2 separate regions of the Mus musculus genome follow, and region 1 is linked to region 2. The links are chromatin loops, found by intact Hi-C in ENCODE. Cell type or tissue: gastrocnemius. All regions are shown on one strand. Each heading gives the region's core, and the rest is flanking DNA. Links, peaks and the distances in the headings are about the cores only.

What was found. Peaks named below come from ENCODE experiments on the same cell type or tissue, not always from the same donor. Only the 100,000 strongest peaks of a DNase experiment are listed, where the experiment ranks them.
Region 1: it touches region 2 in a loop (2.1-fold over the local background); 2 of 42 quality-filtered maps call a loop at or near these places.

Annotation. Positions count from the first base shown.
Region 1 is chr1:143,520,036-143,528,381 of GRCm38, reverse strand. No RefSeq gene overlaps it. Among named protein-coding and RNA genes, the nearest start is that of Gm35303, 6.2 kb to the right of the region's middle. In gastrocnemius, for the core only: no CTCF peak of the experiment used is centred there; no DNase peak of the experiment used is centred there; H3K27ac peaks cover 1,539 bases.
Region 2 is chr1:143,640,143-143,648,488 of GRCm38, reverse strand. The region is part of intron 10 of Cdc73 (cell division cycle 73, Paf1/RNA polymerase II complex component); the gene reads left to right. It overlaps B3galt2 (UDP-Gal:betaGlcNAc beta 1,3-galactosyltransferase, polypeptide 2), which reads right to left and starts at 7,792. Exons shown (of 2, transcript NM_020025.4): 1 at 7,147-7,792; 2 at 1-2,483. The coding sequence starts at 2,361. The coding sequence ends at 1,093. In gastrocnemius, for the core only: a CTCF peak has its summit at 4,039; DNase peaks (open chromatin) are centred at 2,969, 4,195, 7,256, 7,766 and 6 more places; H3K4me3 peaks cover 4,071 bases; H3K27ac peaks cover 2,249 bases.

The DNA of each region.
Region 1 (8,346 bases), core at 54-8,053, 120 kb after region 2:
CACACTCTGGCCAGTCTTCTAAACCATATTACTCCCTTGTGGTCATGTTTTGTTTGGAATCTAAACTTGGTAAATCATAAATAGAACTGGGAGCGTCCATGACACCATTGGTTCATTTCTAAACTCATGGCAAGTTGGCATCTGCTCCCAGGGACCACAGTAGAATTGCTTTTCCTGATGTTCTCGGCGTTTTCCTAGATTTCACACTCAGTTATTAAAGCCATGATTTTTCCAGCTCTCATTTCACTAGGCTTTTCAATAGCATTTACTATTTCTGACCACTTTTGAGATGGTTTTCTGAATTTCCTTTTCTTTTTTATTGACAGTTTCTCCATACACACACACACACACACACACACACACACACACACACACACCCCTGCCTCCTTTGGCCTAAATCTCAAAATATTATTGTTCCCCAAGTTTCAGACCTTGGTGTTCTTTCATCCATATTATATACTAATAATCTTAAATTTATTTTACTATACTATCAATTTTTTATAAACTTTGAAACCAGTATTCTCAACTCTCCAACATCTGCATTCACTTGGTTTGCTCATGAACATTCCATTTCAAACTTGTATAAAGTTAAGCGTGTCTTCTTTACTATGTGTCCATGGTATGTAATTTCCAAGATTCATGGAACATGTGGTCAATACCTTTTACTCTTGATATTTTTATTTTAAACTAACACATATCAATTATATATAGTTAGAGGTTATGGTGCAATATTTTTTAACATTTTTATATTTGGTATATCTATCACCAAAGACCTTTATAATTTCTTTGTGTTGGAAATACTCATTATCCTGTCTTCTATATATTTTGCAATATCCAATTAAGTTATCATCTTATTACATAGAGAAACTTTCTGTTTGTTCTTCATTTCACAGGTCAGTGAGATGGATAATTATGTATCTATTCAATGTGCCAAAATCCTTGTTTTTTTGACAATGAAAACTCTTTCTAAACTCTAATTTTCAACCTGTTCTTAAATCTTGTTATTTATATGTTATGGCATATGATTGATATGACATAAGACATGACATAAGATAGACATGTCATATCTATCATAAGATATGCTTATATTATGATAAATATTTCTATCATATCTATATATACATATCCAAAATCTTGTTGATTTTTTCCCTTCAGTTTGTTAGATCTCTGAAGTTTTGGTGTATATTATTTCTGATTGTGATGGAGACCTGTATTATTTCTTATTGTGGTAGAAATGGCACATCTAACTAGTTTTCCCATTTCCTCATCTTCCCCTTAAATGCTCTCTATTGTCATCCCTCTAATACTACAACATTCACAATGTTGCTAGGACTCTCTGTTGCCTTAGCTTGACACATAAAGACATTGACTCTTTGGGCACAACTGTCTTCCAGCTTTGGATATATACCCTCTTGTATAAGTGTTACGTTTGTTGATGAATTCTATCCTCTATGTGTATGCATACAAATATAAATTCTTAAATGTTTCTTATAATACTTTGCAACAATTCCTTGGGGTCACTGGATAATTAGCTCTTTAAATTTCTGATTACCTTTATTAGAACATCTTGATTTCATCATTTGAAAAATCTTCCTGGGTTGTTTGAAACTCTGTAGCCTTTGGTCAGGGCTCACATCCTATTTTTTATCTCAAGCCATATGGAGAAAGGTGTTAGAGCCTGACTCTGGAATATGTCTGCTCCCTGCATCTTGTTCAAGCTCTGCTTTAGTGTTTGAAGTAAGGGTGAGGAATTAGGAAGGCAAACATCATCTAATTATGGTTAATCATGATGGTCATTGCTGACGTGATTTCAGTGTAGGCTTCAGCTGACTTCTCAATGCCATGCCAAAATCTTGGAAGAATAGCCTCATCTGATTCTGATATACATGCATTATTTTTTCAAATGCCTTCTCTGGGTTGAGCATACCATTGCCTAGGCTTATGTCTGTACAGGTAGCTTTATGGTTTCTGTCTTTTTCCTATCTTTATGTCTTTCATGTGAAGCTTCCAAAGTTCCAAGGCTTTCATCCATATGTTCTGACTGTGTAAGGAAAATTTTCCTCCCAGCCCAAATATTCCCAGTCACAAGCTATATTAGAGTTACTTCAGGATTTTCCAAATGGATTACTTCAACAGCCTCCAGAAAACTGTATTGAAGAACACAACATTTGTCGCCTTGTTCGGTTATTCACTTAAGCTTGAACGTTCTCATGGAAAGAATAAAAGATATCAAGGACATGAATACACTAGCTCACAAGACCTTCTTATACATATTCTGATACTAGGATGATACAGGAAGCAGTGAATATGTTTAAATATAACTGTACACCAATGGTGTGCCACGGAAGAGTGAAACTCTTATTTCTTCAGTATGTACTTAAAATGGCAGATTTGTATTATGTTTGTCACAAATAGTTCCATCATTTTTATATGGAAGATCATGGGGTCGACATGGGTTCTGCAGTTGAGCAGTCTTCCAGTTGTGGAAGGAGACACTACTTATTCTTATGAGTTTCCTTGATTGGCTTCCCTTAGAGCCTTTTCCCTGTGTTCGGGGTAAAAAGTTGGCATCTTCTTTCTGTTTCTGTTATGGAAGGTAGAAATAGTAGCCCTTTTCATTGGGCTCCTCATGCGCTACAAGCATGATGCCTTGCCTCTCTCTAAGATTCCTTTCATCTTCTTGGAGGAAGTATTTGTTGGTACTTTTCTGAACTGATCCTGCTCAGTTATTCCTAAGGGAGTCCAAATAGCTTACTTACTGTGGTGGTGTCCATTTACAGTGTGAGGGACTTTGTCATGTGCTCTCTGCTTTGGGGCTTAGCCTCAATTCCAGGACAGAATGATCTTCCATGATATTTTCTTAAGTGTATTTATTCAGATAATACAAATGTATAGTATGGGAAACTAATAGAAATATGAAAAACATATTTAAGAGTTTCTTAGACTATTTTGTCCTTAAAAAACATTTTAGATCTTTATTTGGAAATGAGAAGAATAGGATGCTATCTAGAAGGATATATTCATATGGCTCTAAATTTGTATGAGTATGTCTTCTACACACATGTCCATTTAATACATCATTGGCTAAAATTTAAATGCAGACTCAAGATCCACCTCCAGTAGGTACTGGTCAGTTTCCCATCTTGAAAGTGAGACAGGAAAATGTCCATGACGATACACACATATGTATTTCCTCTTATGGCCAACACCTTTACTCTTGTAATATAAGGTTTCACGAAGAGGTCTTGAAGAAAATAAAGGTAATTCAGAAGTGGTTAGGTATTTAACCGTAGTACTCATGAGTATTCGCATGACGCAGTCTTCATCTGTCATTTGGTAAAGTAGACAGGGTCCTATCTGACCTTAGCAGGTCTCTTCCATAACTTCCAATTAGGACTGATTTTGATTGTAGTATACAAGGAGACAACAGCTACAAGAAGCTCCATAGATCTTGATGGAAATCTATAAGCTCAACTACTGTCCTGATCCTCCATGAACTTGTAAGTCTGACTTTGCTCTGTTTTCTTGTAATTCCAGCATGGCCCACATTCGACCATGTGGAGAAAGCAGCTATTAAGAACCCAGTGTGAGCCATGCCAGCTGGATGTAATTTTTAGAGTATGGCTTTCAGTCTCTATTTTCGGAAGGCATTCTATTCAGTTTCCAGTTGGTCAGCATTCCTGAGACACTTGGTTCATCAGAGGTCACTCACAGGGTTGGCCCAGGCGTGAGAAGGAGGCACAGTGCTTCGGAGGCATCCCACACTCAGTCCTTTCAAAGGAAAGTGATGCCGTTTTAACTGAGATGACACCAAGTTCTGTTACACTGCAGCTGCCATCCTGCAGCTCAGCTTTCTTTAACCACTACTCAGTGACAGAGGAAGGGATTATCAAAGTATTACGAGTTTGTTCAGAAATGCTTGGAATCATGCACTTGCTATTCAAGGAACTTGCTTGATAGTAGCTGACATATTCTCAGATGAAAGACGCTGGGTCCAAAGTAGATAAACCTTTTATCATACAATGATTTACAACAGATGCAAGATCCCCTTCCTCTTTTCCCAGATGTTGTTTCTACATTCAAGATGATCTATATTCACATTTTAAGCAAAGGATTGAATGTGACAAAAATGTTTATTTCCATATTCCATCTTTTAGTGAGGTGGAGTTTTCATACAGTGAAATGTACGCAGTTCTTGGGGATCTGTATCGTTCACTGTGTTAAAGTACAGGTACTTCTCTCATGCTGGCAAATTTGCCCATTCACATTTACATTCTTCCCACTTCCCGTAGGCAAGTGCTAATGTGCTTTTCTGTCAGCACATATTTCTGCCTATTCTGGAACTTTGGATGTGTAAGCCCAAGCAATGTGTTCTCTTACACATCTGTGTTCTGTTCTTTGTTCATTGTCAGGCTTCTGTGGTTGGGCATATTGCTGCATAGATTAGTAGCTGGGTTTGTGCGATCTGTAAGTTATTTTTTCCCCTCACAAGATGTGGGGAATCTCTAGCTATAACCTAAAGTATTTGTTTTTTTCTCACCATTTTCTCAGGCCCCTTTATCTTTTCCTGTATATCACTGAATATCACTGAAACTTTTGCTTTTTTTTTCTCCAGAGTGTGCTTTTGATAGTTTAATTTCAAGTTTATTAGATTATTTTATAAGTCTACATTCATTCACTGGAACATGGTTAATTTTCTTATTTACTCATTTTGTGGGAGAGTGTGTATGTTGAGGAGTATAATGTGTGTGTGTGTACATGCTCATATGTGTGCATGTGCATACCATGTATATGTGGATGCCAGAGGTCTATGTCTCATGTCTCCCTCAAATACTCCATTTTTTGGATCAAGGTATCCTGATGAGCCTGGACCTTGCTTATTCAGCTAGACTTGTTGGCTAGTTTGTCTCACGTATTTTACTGTCTCTGCTATCCCTAGTGTACAGGGATATGAGTCTGAGTCTGGTTTATTTATTTTTTAGTGTGTATATACATGTGTGTCTGTGTACCACAGCACACATATGGAGATCAGAGGACCACTCTCAGGAGTTGCTCCTCTCCTGCTACCTTGTAGGATCTGGAAATCCAATTTAGGTCATTTTACCTGTGCACAAGCAGCCCAACAGCCTACGTTTGGCTTTATGTGTAGGTGTTAGAGACTGAAACACAGGTACTCATGCTTGTGAGACAAGCACTTTACTAAGTCAGACCCCCATTAAAAGCTTGCAGTAACTCTATTCTCTTCATCTCCTGAGTGCTGTTTGGTTCCGTGAATCCTTCAGTTATCGGCTTGACACCTTTGTGTTGGGTATCTTTGGTCATTTGTTTTGTTGTAACATATTTCTGGAAAGGTTTGAAGGTTTCCTAAACCCTTCTAATTGATAGGATTCAGATTGCAAACTTCTTCCCGATGTGTAGCAAATAGTTTTCTTTCTTTTCCTGCTTGAGACAGGTCTCATGCTTTTCAGACTGGCCTTAAACTTGTTATGTCTCCGAGAATGACCTAGAACTTCTGTTCTTCCTGATTATAAATATCCCCACAGCAGGGTTATGTGGTGTTGGGGATTGAACACAGGACTCCATGCATGCTAGGTAAGCACTCTACCAACTGAGTTATACCCCGGCCTCCACAGCAAATCAATTTCTTACTCAGTTCTTTTATATTTCCTGCTATTTTTTCTTTTCTTTCTCTTTTTTTCTTATAAGGTTTATGGAGTTTATCTCTGTTAAGCACAGTTTTGAGGCACTAGCCAAGACTTTTGTAACAATTTATATGTAGCTTTTGAAGGCCATTCATTGGGCAGAGCTGAACTCTGCTCTCTGGCTTCTTAATTTAATATGCACCTTTCCTTCTGAGTTTTCTGTACCCTATATCACATGTGCACTGGGAAGCATTCCCAGGAGAAAGGCAGGGAAGTGTGGATCTCACTCAATACACGGAGTTTGTTATGTTCAAAAATTTAACCTGCACTGGAAGTTACTCTACATACTACCAAAGGAGAAAGGCAAACAACAATGCAGCTACAATCCCTTTGGTCTACAATGATGAGCTGCCTTCAAGATACACTGGTAGAATAGTGAAATATATTTTTTCTTTGTTCTGTTGAGACAGAGTCTCATGGAGCCTGGGCTGGCCTCAGATGCACTATGTAGCGAAGTATGATCTTTAACTTCTATCTGCCCCAAGTTCCTGGGTGTCAGGGTTATCAGGATTATAGGTGAGTGCTAGCATGGCTTTAAACAGTTTTATGCTTTTTAATGTATTGAGGGAGACACACACACACACACACACAAAGAGAGAGAGAAAGAGAGGGAGAGAGAGAGGAGGAAGAGAGAGAGAAAGAGAGAGAGAGAGAGAGAGAGAGAGAGAGATTGTCTTTTAGAAGTTCGGTCTAATTCAAAGCACTTCATAATTGCTAAACCTGGGTTTAATCTTAAAATAAACATTTTTGGAAATGGTCAAATAAATATTTATATTATTTCTTTTCATCCATGGCATCATCATCTTTTTTCTTTCTTCCAAAAAGAATTTCTTTATTATGTTTTCCCACACTGCAGCCCTTTTACCCTCAAGTATCCCCCACCCAAGCATCTCTACCTTTTCCTCAACACTGTTACTGTAATGCTCCTTGACTTACAAATTCACCATATATTGAAAGTATCCTAAGTAGAAAACACATTTAGAATATTTAGCCTATAAGCATCCCAGCTTAGCAACACAGCACCACATAGAATTTAGGCTGTTTTAGCCAAAAGACCATGTGACTCATTGGGAAGTGTGACTGGCTTGAAATGTATTGTGCAGCATACAGTCAGCACAAGAAAGGATCTAAATTCAAAGTATGAAGTACAGTTGTTTTAATACATGTTGCTTTCTTACCCCCAGAGAGATGAAAGGATTTGAGTTGGACTATCACAGACTGGGGACTACATTAGATTTTTTTGCTCTTCTCTTCTAAAATAAAATGCCTGAGGTAAAGTGTAAAAGGGTTTGGAGGGAGGCTCCTGGTTTCCAACATTGCCTTTAGTGAGGCAGTGTGTCACAGCAGAGGAGGAAAAACAGGTAAGAGTGCTTTGTGGCAGACAGGAAACAGAGAAGGAGCAAATATATTGAGCTCCCAACATCATCTCCGATAGCATGCCCCAACTTCCTCCCATAAGGGCCTATCGCCTAAAGATTCTACCACCTCCAGGCAATTCCAAAGCTCCCAGTTGCAACTACAGACTCTACCACTATGGATCTCTACTTAAAATGCTTCAGATGTATGGAGCGCTCACAAAAAGGGATCTATCAAGACTGCCCTTCTAAAGACCCAACAAGCAGCTGAAAGAGTCAGATGCAGATATTTGCACCCAACCAATGGACAGAAGCAGCTGACCCCTGTTGTTGAATTAGGGAAGGCTGAAAGAAGCTGAGGAGAAGGGCAATCCGGTAGGAGGATCAGCAATCTTAATCTTAAATAATCTTTTCTCCTGAGATCTCTCAAACACTGGGCCACCAAACAGACAGTATACACCAGCTGATGTGAGGCCCCCAACACAATTACAATGGAGGACTTCTGGGTCTGTGTTCACTCAGAGATGATGCACCTAACCCTCAAGAGACTGGAGGCCCCAGGGAGTTTACAGGTCAGGTGGGGTGGGGGTGGGGGTGGGAGCATCCACGTGGAGACGGGGTGGGGTGGGGAGCAGGTGTGGCACGAGGAGCAGTCGGAGGGTGGATTTGGGGGGGGATGGAATGTGGAGTGTAAAAAAATAAAATTAAAATAAAATAAAATAAAATAAAAAATGCTTCAGATGTATTTACAGAAATTACCTTCAAATACCATTTTTGCATATCTTAAATACTATTATATCGTTTATGGGTTATTTTGATTTTGGAAGTCAGAAGTTACCTTCAATACAGGCTCCAAGGAATCAAGTGGCTGATAATGCTTTATATTAAAAATTTGGATAAAGAAATTAAATTGGATATGATGAAAAAGAAAAGAGCTTTTTTTTTTGTACAGTCAGGCTGGCTGCCTCAGAGCTGTCCCTCCTTATCTTCATCACAGTAGCATCACTGGAGTATGACCATCACGGAGATGCTAGGAACTGCCTAAGAAGCCTCTGATAGTCTAGTTCCAAACCAGGCAAGTTTAACTTTAAACTCTCTTTAAAAGAAGAGACAAGATCCTCCTCTCTCCACAGAGTGCTTTACTGTAATTCCTGAGCAGTGTTCGGTGGCTATGAAGCGGCAACATGTCCACAGCAACTCTTAAGGAAAGCACTTAATTGGGGTTGGCTTACAGTTTCAGAGGTTCAGTCTATTGTCATTATGGTGGGGAGCATGGTGGCATGCAGACA
Region 2 (8,346 bases), core at 248-8,247:
TCTACCAAATTAAAAACAGAAGGTTTATAAACTTGACACTGAGAGAAAGAAATAAGTGCCATAAAATGATTAAATGTTGTCTGACGTACACTGCTCTCAGAATATAAGCTTTTCCTATATCTCGCTGTTTGGCAGATATACAACTTTAAAATAGATTGAATGAAATGACTATTTGTATTCCTTTTTTTCTTCCTTATTTAAGACCACACATTACCCCTGTGCTGTTATGTTACTACTTGTATTTCAGCTAGAGGAATATGATTCTATTTTAAAGACATACTTTAAGTCAGGTATAGTTGAAGATAAAAGCACTCCCCAAGAGTGTAATATTTTAAAGGCAAAATCCATTGAAATATGGTCTTGACCCTTAATACCAATGAGGAAGCAAAATTTATCTATTTTGATACCTTTAATAATTCATTTTATAAAAACTTGAGCCTGAGACACATTAATTTTTCACATTTATCACATCATGTCAAAATAATTTTCCCAGTATAGATAAGTATTAATAAAAGAAATTAAAATAATTATAAATTATTTTTAAAAGTATATTCTTGAATGAGAATTGCATTGCTCAAACACCTGAATGCTATAAATGAGTTTATGGAATAACTTAACTAAATCTTATTGCAACTGAGTCAGGTCAGAAAACTTGTTCATTGCACAATTACAAAGTTCCTTTAAAATCAATAGTACTGTCTTATTTACATTTAGTTATATGATGAAATCAAAAGTAAATCTAGGAATCTTTTTACTGTCTTCATTTCTTAAGATTTATATAGAAAATGTATGCAGATACATTGTATTGGTCCCTAATGTAAGTCTTGAACCATTTATGTATGCATGCTTATTATTGCATGTTAATATAGAGAATCTCCTCATAACAGTTATTTAAATAGACTCTTTTGGGATACCTTTTTGTCATAATTTGCAATTGTATGAATTATCTTATTCAGAAAATTTAAAAAATAGCTTTGAATTCCTTTATGTGATGAGTTGAACTAAAACTTGTCCTATGTATATAATCAAGTTTTTAACTATACATGCTTTAAGCAATATTTACAGACTCCACATTTGAACAAAAATAGTCTTCTAGTGTAGTTTGCGGTGTCGATACCTGCCTGCCTTTTCCTTTGCTGCATTGGCACAGGCGTTGTGCTTATTTTGTTGTAAATGGTTCCAGTATTTTATCAGTTCACTAGGTTGGAACTGATGAGAGGTAATTAGGTGGCTGTATTTACAGCTTGAATAAGAAACTCGCCAGTGATTGAACACGAACTCATTGGGAGGGGGCACAGGATCAACTCTCAACTTGGCAAGACAGATCCCTACATATACATCTTCCAAGTGCAAACGACGGATACCTAAAGAAACCTTAAATATCTTCTCTGCCAGATCCCCAGAAAACACATAACCAGTTCCTGAGCAGAAGACAGGGTAGCGCTCACTTGGGTAAAGGTCTGGTGGCATGTACCACTTACTGTCTTTGTTTCTGTTCGGTGCATATCCTCTCATTAGATAGCCAGTAAAATAGTTATGTCTAGGAGGCAGGTCTGGCTTTAGTAACTTGTGTATTAAGTATTCTGTGTTGACAAACATGTCACTGTCCGTTTTCATAACATAGGGAGTATGTGGACAGTATGTTGCAACCCAGTTCATACCCATTAGTGTTTTAATGGTCAGATTATAGTATGTATCTAAATATTCCTGCTGAATTATATCATGATACTGTCTGCTTTCTTCTTGAATTGCATGTTGAAGATAGCCATTTAGCTTAATACTTATGCCCAACAAAAAAACCCGTATGATTTGGATGCCAGGTGCCAAAGTTTCATTGCCCCAAGTTTGCCGTATAGCTCTTCTTGCTTCGATTTGTCCAGGTTCTGCAGCTATTAATAGTATTAAAAATGGACTTTTCTCTTGGCATTTTTCAGGCTCATTGATAATATATTTGAAATGGTAAGAGTTTGGATGTCCAGTTCCTTTTTCATTATAAATGCTGCCATTGGCACTGAGAGTGTTCTGCAGCCCTGTGACTCCCTGTGGTGATAGCTCGGTGTTACTGGAGTTGCTTGCTGTGTGAGGCCTCAGAGTCTGAGGAGCTACTTCTTTCCAGATGGTCCGAAGGGAGCTATGGTTTGTCTCACTTTTTGTAGAACGAAATCCTCGGAAAGTGTATGTCACAGGATTTTCTTTGAATCCTGGTCTACCTGGTAACCAGTCATGATGATTGAAAAACAAGAACATAGCAAAGAGAAACACTAGAGAAAGCACACCCGTAAGGGGAGTCCGGAGCAGAGACCTCTTAGGGCTCCAGGTCATTTTTGCAAAGCAGCAGTGTCGTCTTCTCCACTGAAGCATGTTGTAAGTATCCAGTAGCAGTAATGGATGTCTGTGGCCAAAAACACTGTTGTTCCGTCCTCAGTCAATACTGCGCTTGATTCATCGTCTTCTGGTTCAGGTACATGTCCCTCGATGTCATTCTATAAAGATGAAGGAAGCATAATGATTTACAAAATGCAGAATTTTGCAAACTGCCTTAAAAAGTCAGCTAATAAAAGGACCTTTTTAAGCTGAGAAAAAACTGGATAAGGCAACATAAAATTACTGACAACAAGATTTATGTCTTTAAAAGATATTCTTGTGTGTAATGAACACTCGGAAGATAAGTGATAGATTAATTTTATTTTACTTACTTGATGATTTCGATAGCTCTGCTCATCTGTCCCTTTGACCTAAAGGGTTTTAATGTTGTGTCCATGTAGACAGGAAAAATGCTTTTAGATTTCTGACAAAGGCTCGGAAAGAGGGCCTTCAGAACAGATGGCAAATTTATTGACATTAATTAAAATTGATTTGACATAGCATGGCGATATGGTGCACAGTCAGTGGCCTTTTTTGGAAAATGGACATGTATTGGCTTTGGAACAGAAGGTGCAGGTTTAACTGTGGCAGAGTTCAGTTAGTCACAGTCACTGCTTGGCATGTTTCCAGTCTCTCCCCCTGACCCCCGTGTCAAAAAAGTCAGTGAGAAGATACACCTGTCAAAATTAATTTTTAGGGTTTAGTGAGTTCAGTGTGAGATTTTAGATAGCAATAAATAATTAACAATTTACAGTACTTTGCTAATTTTACCCATCCACCCTAAATAGTACATATCTAGGATATCAGTCTTATGTGTCAATGCTTTGGGCAAAGGGTGTGTATTTTGCAGTTTTTCTGGACTTCTTGAAAAATATAGACAATAGCTCCTACTATTGTGAACTGCTTTAAATTACACTTTCCACAAAATACATTTTAAAATATTCTTGAATTACACTTTTTTGCATGATCTGCAATGCCAGAAATTAGTTTAACTTTAAAGACTTTATAGTAGCATTACACTTATAGTTCTAGATCGTTCAGAAGTTCACAAGAAATTAGTGATGCCTCTTAGTGAAAACTGGCTGTTTTGCAAGAGGCTTTTCAGCATAGCATAAACTTATTTGTATTTGCTAATTTTTTCCTTGTTTTTACCTATTCATAGATAAAGAACTGAGGGTCATAGCAGTAGTTTGAATTCCAGTAAATGGTGTTTTATGAAATAGAGACACCATGCCTAGTTTTGGCTTTTTTTTTTTTTTTTTTTTTAGTTCTTAAAAAAACAAACAAACAAACAAACAAACAAACAAACCCAAAGTAGAAGTCATTTATATAATTATTAATTTTGAGGATGGTATTATTAAATTCTTTTGATCAATAAGTGATTTTTCTATTATTCACTGAAATAATTTCTTTAAACAAAGGAAATAAAAATTTTAACATAGCCACTTATTTCTAATTATATGTGTAAATGCTTGTGCTTATTTATCTCACGATAATGATCTACTTATGATTGATAGCAGTTTAGCTTATCCTCACATAAATGCATTTGAAAAGTAATAGAGTTTACAAGGAAGTTCTCAAAAAATTGAGTGATTGTAGCATAAAATTTACACACACACCTTTCAGTTACTGCTTGAAAGTGTTAGGTGGCTATCAATGAAGTACTATTCTAGTAACAACCACTAGGAGGAGCAAGTAGGTGGGAATTTGAACAGATTTCTAATGTGTAACAGGCACTAAGGTTTGATCTTGTTTCTGAAAATGAATGGTGCATTTAGTTACTAGCCTATACCTCAAACCTAAAAAAGTATTTAATCTCTCACACACACACACACACACACACACACAAAAGCACACATGTGCGCGCACACACACACAGACAGTAGTTTCTAAAAAATCTAATTTAGTCTTAGTTTTATTTACGTGAATTTAAATCTTACCATTCTATATAAAGACCAAAGCTATTACATTCTTTGCAACATGGTTTCTGCATGATATGAGTTTGAAATTACGGAGCTTCATGGCCTGATTTAGAAACAAATTTTCATGACTGTACTTATAACTAGATGTAATTCTACTTAAAGCAGAAAACTATTTTAAAGAGTACATATGAAAATTACTTTATGTGGTAGATAATGACCCCCCCACCCCCCACTTCATAATGAGAGTACTGGGTATTAAAGGGTTATGTATATAAATTTAAAAGTGAAGTTACTTTGGAAAGTTCATTTGATCTGTTTCAAGTATTATAAATATAAATGTATCAGCTTTGTGTTGATTTAACAATGCTTAGAACATGACTGAGATCTAGTCATTCAGATACTTTAAAAGTGCAAACTTTAAAGAAAAACAGTTCAAAATGAATTAAATTCCAGGTAGGATATTTCAATGAATGGATAAAAGACCTTAAAGGGATGAAGTATTGTAGTAAGACACATTGTTTACAAGAAAACAGTGTCCCTGAAGTGAAATTGTAAAGTGTTTGAATATTATAGGAATATTACAGATTTCAACCTATAAAATATAAAACACCCTTAAATTATTTATAATTAAGACAGAAAAGATATATTAAAAAATCTATTCAAAGACATGGCAAAATTTTTAATTCTTAGTTTTGTTGTTATTCAAGAACTAATATTCAACAATTTTATTGCAATTTTATATATATTCTTATGTGGTTCTATTATGATTTTATAAGATGGAGGTATGTTTTAATTTAAATTTTATAAGAATTGTATGTTTGTAAATATTAATCTAGGAGAGCTTGGAATTCCTGTACAAATACACCTATTTGATAACCTCCTACTGATAAATGAAACGTATGCATCTAGCCTTAAATTCATTTTTTTTCTAAAGTTTCTCAGGATAGAGATCTGTCTTTCTCTGTCTCCGTGTCTGTGTGTCTGTGTGTGTATGCTGTTAAGAAAGTAAAATTGCTGTAACTATTCCTCTTTTTGTTAGATGATAAAATTATTCACAGGTTAATGCCTGTTGAATATTAGTTCTTGGAAATAAGAAAACTAAGAGTTAAAATTTTGCCATGTCTTTTAATAGATTTTAAAAAAATAGATGTTTTCTGTTTTAATTATTATGATTTAAGTGTGTGTTTACCTCTTATAGACCGAAATTTGTAAGGATGTTACTATTTAATGTATCCTCCTATAGAGTTTCTGTCCTTTGACTTTTAAAAGTTGATATAAATATATTAGTTTCTAAAGACAGTCCCAGAGTTAAATGATGGTTTGATAAGAAACACTTGTATACTTTTAAAGCTTTGAAATATTTAGTTTATAAAGCTTAATTTCTAATAAAGATACCAACAGAGGCTGGATTTTTTTAAAAATTATTTTTGATTAGTTTCTGATTGTAATTTTTATCAGAATAAAGATACTTAGTTATGACTAGGAATCTCTTGATATATGACAAAGTCTAATACACTCATTCAGTCTTAATTCTACAACACACACAGTGCTTCCACAGGGGTTTTTTTTTTGGCTTTGTGATTGTTAGGGTAGTAAGTTTTATGAAAGTGAGAGGAAGAATCAAAATACGTAGAAAGGTTTGTAAGATTTTAGGAATATCTTTGAGTCCCTGACCCCGAGCACTCTAACGTTGATTGTTCCCAGGGTAGTTTATTCTGTCCTGCAGACACATGTAGAGGCAGTAGGCAGGTCATTATCACATGTAAATAAAGCTTAGAAACCTACTGTGGATATTATTTGACCTTGTATTTGACCATTATTAATATGTGCTGTATATTAAGCTATTTTATGTTAGTTTTTTTTTTTCCATTTTTTATTAGGTATTTAACTCATTTACATTTCCAATGCTATACCAAAAGTCCCCCATATCCACCCACCCCCACTCCCCTGCCCACCCACTCCCCCTTTTTGGCCCTGGTATTCCCCTGTACTGGGGCATATAAAGTTTGCAAGTATGTTAGTTTTTTAATTTCACTTTTATAATTAACTCCAGGAACAGTCTTACACTTGATTATTTAGAATCACTCTGTTACTTAAAAACTCCCTGTTTCACCAATCTATTTAGAGCAACTATTGATCTCTCTTTGTTAAAGTTGTATTCATTGATACTGTAATAACATGTGACTGACTACTGTGGTGGTGTTATGCTTTGCATAAACTCACTAGCGTTTTAATCTGATGGCTAATGTTGTAACTTGTAGTATCTCCTTGTAGCTCAGTAACACTTAAAATTTGCTGATGTACTCCTGAATTGTTTCTATCTCTCTCTGAAGAGATAGATATTACAGAGAATATATTACTATGAACTAAGATTTTGTTTTGAAGAGATTTTCTAAAAATACCTCAAGATAATAAGATCATATTTATGCTATTTAATATAATTTTACCCCACTGTCTCTTGATAACCATTTTAAAGAAGGTGCTTTAATTTATTAGATAAGGAATCAATTTGACCTAATTTGCTAGAGAATTGCTGTTTTTTTAAAAAAAAGGCTAGAGAGCTCTTTTTTTTTTTCTTTTTAGTTTAATTTCTCAGACATTCTTTTCAGTAAATCTAGTTACTATTTGGTTTTCCTTGTAATGTTACAATCCTGCAGAATTACTCCCAGTTATTTAATTGAATAAAGCAACGACAGCTTGTCTAGTAGAAAAGGCAAATTTAAAATCGTGTATTTAGAAAGCCTTTCATAGTTTGAAGGGCAGTGGACTGTATGAACTTGTTTATCAAGTGTATCAGTGCCTGTATGGTTAGGAAATTAAAACACATTTAATGAACATCATACACAAGACAGCAACATACCTTTCTTTCTTGGTCAGACCATTAGATGGAGAGGATTATGTCTACTGAAAATACTTTTGGCACGCCATCACTTCAGCAAAAAACGATGCTATCGAACATGCGCACATCCCCCAACAGTCTGCCTCCTGTGATTGCTTTTCACAGTATCCAAAGTGTCCATCTGTCGGGGTGTCTTCAAGTTACCCTTCTTGTTCATATGTCTATATCTTATAGTCTTCAGAGATTTTTCCTTTCTTTCATTTTCTCTCTTTCACTAAACAAAAGAGCTGTAGCTGTCTGTTGTATTTGGTGCACAGTTGACTCTTTCCGACAGTTGATGCATTGAAGCTCTTTACATCTGCTGTATTCCCGGCTGGACAATGCAGTGCTGTATTCTCTTCTCAGTATCCATATTTCTAGTAATAGCGCTGAGCTGCAATGTTAAGCAGCAGAGCTGTGGTTTAGTGTTTCAGTTGCATTGGGGGAAAAAAAAAGGCTTTGCCTTTCTCCGTCGTGGTTGCCTGGCAGCTGCAGGAAGGATTTTTGAGCTGTTTTCCTGGGGTTTTGGTCTGTAATGTGAAATGCACCGTTCTTCCGTGCTGCACAGGCAGGCAGCAGTTTAAATGTGGGCTTGACAGATGCTGTCTCTGACAGAGCAGAATTTAACGTCACTGCTTGGCTGAGTCCCACGTGATTGTTTGCGTTCATTTTGACTAAAAACCCGAGGTAGGAGAAAGCTTAGAAATCTTCCTCTTATGTGACACATCATATTTATTCAGAACAAATACAAGCATTAGGATGAAATGGAGGTTATGGTTTTTTAATCTTTATTTGAACTTATGCACAGGCTTTCTAAATATTTCTGTGTTGGACGGTGGCTTTCATGTGTCTTAGAGACTTTTTTAGAGCAGAAGTAATAAAAGCTTTTACATGTAAGTTGGTGTAGTTTAACTCTTTCAGTGCATTCCTGCTCTTACAGTTTTTGTCTGATTGTTCTGATTTGCTAGTCTAGTTAAAACTCCTTCATTATCTATTGTCTATAACTTAGATTTCCTCCCCTGTTTTCTCCAGCTTATCTAAGTCAGCTGCCTGCACTTACTTCATGTTGCGATACTGCCTACTTTTTTGCTCTGTGCAGTTTTTAGTGTTCTTGAAAGTAGTAAATTTAATTTTAAATCACTTTCTTGTTATCAATATTAATTTTTTTTCATGTAAAATAAT